Linked DNA regions of Homo sapiens: region 1 is linked to region 2. The links are chromatin loops, found by intact Hi-C in ENCODE. Cell type or tissue: A673. All regions are shown on one strand. Links, peaks and the distances in the headings refer to the core of each region. The heading gives the core; the rest is flanking DNA.

The links. Hi-C counts contacts between places; a loop is a spot of excess contacts. Peaks named below come from ENCODE experiments on the same cell type or tissue, not always from the same donor. Only the 100,000 strongest peaks of a DNase experiment are listed, where the experiment ranks them.
Region 1: it touches region 2 in a loop (6-fold over the local background); 2 of 110 quality-filtered maps call a loop at or near these places.

Annotation. Positions count from the first base shown.
Region 1 is chr1:35,368,625-35,373,022 of GRCh38, reverse strand. ZMYM4 (zinc finger MYM-type containing 4) reads right to left here. Exons shown (of 30, transcript NM_005095.3): 6 at 2,910-2,994; 7 at 2,396-2,651. Among named protein-coding and RNA genes, the nearest start is that of ZMYM4-AS1, 4.7 kb to the right of the region's middle. In A673, for the core only: no CTCF peak of the experiment used is centred there; a DNase peak (open chromatin) is centred at 2,572; H3K4me3 peaks cover 275 bases; H3K27ac peaks cover 1,180 bases.
Region 2 is chr1:35,266,386-35,270,783 of GRCh38, reverse strand. ZMYM4 (zinc finger MYM-type containing 4) reads right to left here and starts at 2,075. Exons shown (of 30, transcript NM_005095.3): 1 at 1,699-2,075. The coding sequence starts at 1,737. RefSeq lists silencers at 1,556-1,685, 1,756-2,115 and enhancers at 2,246-2,305, 2,326-2,385. In A673, for the core only: no CTCF peak of the experiment used is centred there; a DNase peak (open chromatin) is centred at 2,123; H3K4me3 peaks cover 2,219 bases; H3K27ac peaks cover 1,915 bases.

The DNA.
Region 1 (4,398 bases), core at 220-4,219, 100 kb before region 2:
CAGGCCCAGCTAATTTTTGTATTTTTACCAGAGATGGAGGTTTCACCATGTTGGCCAGGCTGGTCTTGAACTCCTGGCCTCTAGTGATCCACCTGCCTTAGCCTCCCAAAGTGCTGGGATTACCGGCGCAAGCCACCACGCCCAGCCACAACATCATATTTTAAAGAACAGGCTGAGTATCCCTAATCCAGAAATCCAAAATGCTCCCAGTATCTGAAACTTTTTGAGCGCCAACATGATGTTTAAAGGAAATGCTCATTGGAGCATTAAATTTCAGATTTTCAGATTAGAAATGCTCAATCAGTTAGTAGATATAATGCAAATATCCCAAAACCTTTTTAAAAATCCAAAATCTGAAACACCTCTGGTCCCAAGCATTGAAGGTAAGAGACACTCAACCTGTGTGTGTGTGTCTGTGTGTGTATACACATACACACTGTGCGATGCCTAAATCTAGCTAATTAATATATGCTTTCCTTGGTTACCATTTTTGTGGTGAGAACATTTTATATCTATTCTCACCATTTTTCAAGAATACAATGTATCATTAACTACAGTCACCATATTGTACAATACATCTTCAATTCTTTCTAACTAAAAAATTTTGTATCCTTTAACCAACATTCCCTGACACCTTTCCCAACTACTTCCTCATGGTTTATGTTCTAATGAAATAAATTTTTAAAGAAATAAGCCAAAATCTATCACTCAAAATAGCCCTGGTATAATTATTATTCTAACAATGACAACATAACTCAAAGATATATTTTTTAAATTCCCTTTTATAAATTCCTTCACAAAAGGCATTGAAAGTCACAAAAGCACCAATCTTATATAATCAAATTTCATTTTTGAACAAAAATTGATATAAAATATCTTAATCTGCACTTTAATCAATATACATGGTTCTAAATGGCTTTTAGCCACATGTGAACAGTAAATAAGCACTCAGGAGATAAAAATTTGATAGCACAGAAGCTATTCAAAAGAATGTGTAATTAGCTTGAAAGATAGTCCCAAAACAAAAAGTTGCAGAAGTTTCTATTGTTCTTTTAAATAGCGGCAATTTTACAATAAAAATAGAGATTCCAAAGAAAACTGAAGTCTAATCTACATTTGTATATATAAATTACAGTATATATTTAAGCTGCCTCAAATATAACCAAAATTTACCCTGTCGGTCATTTCAAAAAAATGAAGCATAAACGATGTGCATATCAGTAACTTCCAGAAAAACTTCTAACCATATTTAAATTTCTTTTAAACATCTCTTATCTAACTGAACTAGGAGGAGGAGTATCTTTTTCTCCTCTCCGGGCAGACAAAGTGCAGCATCTGTGTGAGGAACTATAAACATTACCGCCTAAAGTAATAAATGAATCATGGTTTGAGTAGCCTGATAGAGTGTTTCAGAACAAGAGCATTATTCCTCTTTTTCTGACTTAAACTGTTTCTAACAATCATAAAATTAGTCAAAGTTATTGTGTATTCCTCAAATATATCAGGATGACCTTATTACAGTCATAAGATCATACCCCTTTTTTGTTATTAAACATTCCAATGGACACAATGTGGTAGTTCAGAGACATTGAGAAAATAAAAATATAGGCCAAGCGCGGTAGCTCACACCTGTAATCCCAGCACTTTGGGAGGCTGAGGCAGGCAGATCACGAGGTCAGGAGATCGAGACCATCCTGGCTAACACAGAGAAAGCCCGTCTCTACTAAAACATAGAAAAAATTAGCTGGGCATGGTGGCGGGCACCTGTAGTCCCAGCTACTCAGGAGGCCGAGGCAGGAGAATGGCATGAACCCGGGAGGCGGAGCTTGCAGTGAGCCGAGATCACACCACTGCACTCCAGCCTGGGCAACAGAGCGAGACTCCGTCTCAAAATAAATAAATAAATAAATGTGCGCACACACACACACACACACACACACACACACACACACACACACACTGGAAGCCATTTAAGGTTAAGAAGAAAAGTATTAAAGAAATTCAAATTACATAACAGGAAATATAACTTAAAATATTTGTTGGATTTAAATATCTATTGCCTATAGTTATAAAATACTGCTGTAATACAATATCCCTAAATGTGCACTTTTTGTTATATCAGGCACTTCAACTAACAAGGATGGGAGAGCTGGTTTCAAAAACAATACATAAAAGTAACATTATTGAAAGCTAAAAAACAAGCTGAGCACCTAGCACCTGGAAGACTGAAAAGCAACAACTGAAAGCAGACAGAAAATAATGTGGTATTTCTCAAAAAAAAAAAAAAAAAAAAAAGGAATAAATGTAGAATATCAAATGTAATACATGACCTAAGAACAAAGTATGTTAAGAGAAAGGAAAGAAACAAAAAAGATAATTTAGAATTCTGCTATACTTTGAGCAACTTGAACAAGTTTTCTTGGTGAGAGGAGGCGGTGGGCGGGCAGGTGGAACTGTATATCCAGTGAGGCACAGTGTGGAGCAGAATAGCTGAGTAGACCCTTTCCTCTGATAAGCAGTTTGCCCCTTCTGGAGGATTTTTTTACAACCAGAACAGGAAACTCGAACAGCTGTGGCTGGAACTGAAGGAAGCATTTTATTCATGCCAGATGACGCCAGTGAGGGCTGAAAGCCAGTAGTCAACTGTGGAGCTTTAAAAAAAAAAAAAAAAAAAAAAAAAAAAATTGAAAGAAAAAAATGTTTTACTTTTTACCATGAATTTTAAGTAGACATTCTTTCTTTCTCTTCTAGAACTAGTCTTGAAACCCAACAGTAATTATGCAATATACAATTTAAAGGCATCCTAAGTGGGTAGAGAGAGCTGCCTGGTTTATTAATACAAGCAGAATTTCTTCTCATTCATATTGGTCAGAACATACACAATCCATTTATTCAGGTCTGTTTCTTACCAAGAGGGCTGCCACTGACTGAAAACACAGCACTAATTTTCAGTTCCCCCTCTTGAGTTTTTTGCTGTTGGCCATGACTATACTCCTTTAAAGAAGAAAAAAATAAATAAATACATAGAGAAAAGAATAAATACCTAAAGACATCCAGACATTCAAGACATTTTACTACCACTATATAGAGGTGGAAAATGTTTAAAACATTAGTAAGAAATAATAAAGTACAAAACAGCAAGCAAACTATAATTAAATATAGGTAAAATATGTATATGCTAGGAGTGTAAGACAGAAAAAAATGAAAGTATCTACTTAGTCTGTGACACTAAGTATTTATTATTTTTGAAAAATCTTTAATTTTATTTTTATTAAAGTATTATAAGTTACTGTTTATTATAAAAGTAATACACAATCACTATAGAAAATTTAGATAAATAAAAATAAGAAAAAATTTAATCATATTTTAATCACCCCAAAACAATCACTGTTATTCTTTGGGTATATTTCTTTCCAGTCTTTTCCCCTCCTCAATGCAGAGGTTTTATTTCTTAATAAGTTGTAATTATATTAAATATACCATTCTTATAAACTGATTTTTTGCTCATTTGAATCATTTGAACGTTTGTATATTAGTATATATTACTCCAAAATTACTTCTAATGGCTAAATATACCAGTGTTTCTAAAACTGAAGTCCAAGAATCCCTGAGGTCTACATAGTCTGAAAATTCTAAAAGAATGCTGTTTAAATTTTGTTTTTATTTCAATGATTTCTATGTGCATATACACGTATTTTAAGTCATGAGTAACCACCATATAACTGAGTTCTACTACAACCTTTCAGTGCTGTTTGCTTTTTACAATTATACAATTGCATTCTAAAATCATTACATAATAGATTTAACTTTTATTTTAATATATTGTTTATCATATTGAAACATGCAAAAACTCTGCAAGATCACTTATTCTTGGAATTCTGGAGTATCTCAGATATATCTCCTTTTTTTGTGATGGGGAGTTGTCGGCACATTACTCAAGTTTGAAAATACAAATATGTATTATTTAAGAAACATAACACATTACACAGAGATGTGACTGGGATGAGGTGAGTGAGGCACATGCCTCAGGTACAAAATTAAGGGGGCACCAAAAACCTCAGTAATGAAGATAATATTTTAACACAGTATTTTTAAAAATCAAATTTATGCAAGGTCCATGAAGAGCAAAATATCAAATTTTTAAATAAATACCAAATCAGTATTACTGATTTTTTCCTTCTGCCTCCGGCTCCAATGGCACCAAGATTTTATAACCACAACACAATGTTGGTCCATTTAATGTTTCCGCATATTCAGTACAATCAGTAATGCCACGATGAATATCTCTGTGAATATTCATACTCCCATATTTAGGATTATCTCCTAAGAAAAGAATTCCTGAAGTGGAACTACTAGGTAAAAAGGTACATAGTAAAGGTTCTTGATACATAATGACAG
Region 2 (4,398 bases), core at 240-4,239:
GGGTTTTGAGACAGTGCCTCCCTCTGTCACCTAGGCTAGAGTGCAGTAGCACGATCTCGGCTCACTGCTACCACCGCCTCCCTGCTACCACCGCCTCCCAGGTTCAAGCGATTCCCCTGCCTCAGCCTCCCGAATAGCTGGGATTACAGGCACCCGCCACCACGCCGGGTTAATTTTTTGTATTTTTAGTAGAGACGGGGTTTCACCATGTTGGCCAGGCTGGTCTCGAACTCCTGGCCTCAAGTGATCCTGCCGCCTCGGCCTCCCAAAGTGCTGGGATTACAGGCGTGAGCCGCTGTGCATGTCCGGAATGCAATGTTAACAGTAGGATCTAGGCGGTTGGGTGTATGACTGCTCCCCGTAAGTTTTATAATATTGACGGATAGTTCAAAATATTTTCCTAATAAATTGTTGGAAAAAATAATACTTGACACTTCTTTGGTCATTTACAATTTAAGCTTTTAAGGAGAGAAACACAGATTAAAGAAACTCCTCTGTGGCATCCCACACAGGCACTATAGTTGGGACAAACCTGGATTCAAATCCTACCTCAACCTTGCAACTAGCTGTGTGATCTAAGTAAATTACTTAAGCCCTCAACACCTAAATTTCCTCATCTGCAAATAGGTTCTAGGAGGAGTTACTATGAAGTTAAATTCTTCACATAAAGGTCTTAGCTCAGTGCCAGGCACACAGTAAGCACTCAAAACATCAGCTGTAGCATCATTACGAGATTACTAATTTTACGCTAAGCTGAAAGGGCATTCTTCATAAAGTAGTAATTTTTTGCCCTTTTGCTAATTGATCGTTTCTGAAACCATTCCCAAAAGGAAGACTCCTAAAAGGAAACTTACTTCTTATCATGCTAAGCGGGGAGGAAGTAAAAGAAAAGTGAGGGATATTGCTCAATCGATAGTACAGTATTGTTCGCCATCTGAAAAAAACCACTCAGAATTAAATAAGGAAAGTTTCCAGACAAACTTTAAAAGGTATTCAAACAACTCCTATGTAGAATTGGCTTCACCTCTGCAGGTTGATTGGGTACATCCCTGTTATGAGAAAACTTGTCGTATTCTTCCAAGTCCCTAATTGCGAGTAAGAGGCTAGGCTAGAACATGACATTCATAGTAGCCAAAATCTTTCTCCTAAATCAGGACATGCCAACGATCCCACTTCTTCACAGGTAAGACCACCACCCCGACTTTGGTCTAGATAACGGCTATGGGGGGAGGGGAAAGGAGGCAGGAAAATGAATTCGCGATGGTGTTACTGAAGAACCCTCCGGTTATTTCTCCTGAGACCCCTCCACGACTTATTCCCGCCACCACCACCCCCACCTGACCTCTCCCCAGTTAACTTCCAGACTCTGATGTACTAAAGATGCACTAAAGATGCACTTAAGAATCTGACACCTCCCCTCCCTGGGCCTAGATATCCCACCCCAGTGCTGGGGAACGTCGGGGGGAGGAAGGCAAACAACGGCCCCCTCCCCTCCCCCCCACCCAGCACCAAATCTTTGTCCCACCTGCCGAGGGACCGCTCGCCAGCGCGCTCCGGACCCAAGGCTGCCTCAGACCTGCCCGCAACCTTGTCCTAACTGGGCCTCGGCGACCCCTCCACGAACCTGAGTATGGCCCATTCCCGGCCCCGGGCCGCGCCCCGCCCCCCGCCGCCCGAGTTCTGCCTCACCTCACCTACCCTCTTTCGGGGGCCGGACTCCACCTCTCTCTCCGCCATGTTGGGCCCCGCTCGGAACCGCTGCGGCTCCCCGCGCGGTGGCGGCGGTACCTCTCGGCCCCCCGGCCCCCGCCCACACTGCAGGCACGGCCGCCTCGCGGCAGCTTCCCCGGACCCGGCCGGGCCTTGCGCCGAGAGTGGGGAGGGGGCGGATGCCGCGCGCCGGGCCGCAGCTTCTGAGATCCCACGGGTCCGCGCGTGGGCGGGAGGGCCTGCCCGGGGACGGGGTGGGGGCCGGGACTCGGGGGGTTAATGGCCTCCAAGGGGCCCCGTGAGTAGGATTATTTTCTCTCAGAGAAATTCCTCCGCCTGCGGTTTCTTAAAGGGATCACCAAATCAGCCCCTTGCGCGCGCCCCTGATGCGCAGGCGCACCCTAAGTCCCTCCTTCCTTTCCCACCAAGCCCCCGGTCCTGAGCGTGCGCGGTAAGTGGCCATGGGTAGGCCAAATCCTGCAAGTCTCTTTGCTGCCAGCAGCTGCTCCCACCACTCAACTATGGCCGCTCCCTTAAAGGGACCATGACGCAGGGATGAAGGAGAAATGAAAGAAATTACTGGAAAGACAATCTGGAGAATTGGGTGCAATGTCAGTGAAGGGTTCCACATCACCATCTTACACCTGACTACAGTGGTACCATTGAAGAGGGAAAGTCATGGTAAGCTGAAGTTCTCAGTGGACCTCTGAACATGAAGAATCCCAAACCAATGAGGGAACAAGACAGTCATCTCAAGGAAAACCAACTTTCCTCCCTTTCGACTGCCTGTTCTGAAGCACAAGGCATAGAATATCAAGAGCCAACTCCTATAACCTCACCTTAAAATCAAAGCTTTTGGTGATTTTGAAGATTGAACCAACAACTGGAAATAATTTCTTCAATAGTAATTTATCCTTAGAACATCAAAATGGAGAAGGATCTTAGGGAACCATTTACTCCAGTGCTCCCAATGATAAAATTGCAGCCTGATCATGGGAAGGAATTTGTCCCAATGTAACTAATGGCTGGTGTGGAGTTGGAATCAAGATTACAGTCTCAGTCCTCCAGGCTGTCTTCAGGCGAGAGATAAATTTGGTTTAATTTGATATCCCTAGAAGATTAAAAATTGAAGTTTCATGGTATTTGGAGAATATCATAATTCTCTTGTGAAGATGTAATGATTTGCAGATGATGGGTGTCCTCATTCACCTCTATTGAAGGAGCTTGACAATCTGCCTTAAAGGATAAGCATCTTATTTCTAAGCAGGAAACCAGGAAGTAGATTTGGGTCTATCTTGTTCCAAAACTGGGTCCTAAGCTGAAAATCGCTGAAAAGAATGAGGGCTTCATTCATTCCTCTTCTGTTCATTCTAGTTCCCACAAGCTTTGGGTGCAGAAAAAATTAAGTTTATAATGATAGTTCAGGGACAGTGGGGAGACATATAGTAAGAAATACAAAGAAGATGCCTCCTGAAGGTCATTTCCCATGACAAGACATATTCAAGTGGGAATGATAACTCCTGAAGTCACAGGATAATGAGATGTAACTTCTGTTTTCTGTTTTATTTAGCACTTGGTAGCTATTCTGAAACAGATGTTTTCTAATCTGTAATATTTTGCTGAAAACTTTTGGTGAAATTGCTGGAAGTTTCCATACTGGCCTTGCTTATGCCTTTAGCACTGTCTTTAATTTCACTCCTCGGTAGGAGAGAAGAAAGAAGGACAAAGAAATATGTTCATTTCAGCCAGAATTTTAAAAACATGTTCCCTTTAGTTCCATGTCCAGGACAAGAAAGAAAAGAGGAGCCAAGAAAAGATAATTCCAGGGAATGTGGCTACATAAAACTTGTAGTGGTTTCCACCTGTTTTATTGGCAGTGGAATACTCCCTTCTAATAAAATCTGGTGGTTTAAAATGTGGAGCTGCTAAGTTGGGAGTGTAAGTGGGGAACCCACTAGTCTATTCACCCAGCTTCACCCTTGCACTCTCTCTCCTTTCATGCCCCCTCCCATCATTACAGAAATGTTGAGTTTCTCAGATCACAGTTTAAACTTATTAGTTTAGTCTAACTCCACATTTTCAAGATGAAGCCTCTGAGGCTTAGAGAAGATATGATTTGCTTGAGATCACACACAGGATTAGTAACAGTATCAAGACTGAAACAGACATCTTGATCCTCAGGGCTCTGTCCTACACAGACTGTTTCTGGAGGTATTAGCAATGTGTTAGGTCTCGAATAATAGGTGGGATTTGTGCATTTCAGATAATATACAAGCATAACATGAATGTTCAGGGCAGTCATCCATATGGAGGAATAAGACAAGAGAAAACCATTTAGTGAGCACTGAAAAGTTAATCATAATTTTATAGAAGGATTCACAGAGCTTAAGTGACTAGTCCAAGATCATTCAGCACAGAGGCCAAGTCAGAATTCAAAGCCTTGTTCTTTCTGACTTATTTGAAATATCGTAAAGTAGACATTGTAAATTGGTGGCCTTGTGACCAAATCTGTCCCACAGAAATGCATTTGATTTGTATTGTGTATAGCTATATGATCTTGGTCAAGGTAATTGTCCTGTGCCTCACTTTCCTTATCTGTAAAATGGGACACCAAGAGGATTAAATTAGTTAACATCTCTAAATCTCCTAGAACACTGTTGGTTCCTAATACCATATGAGTATCATTAT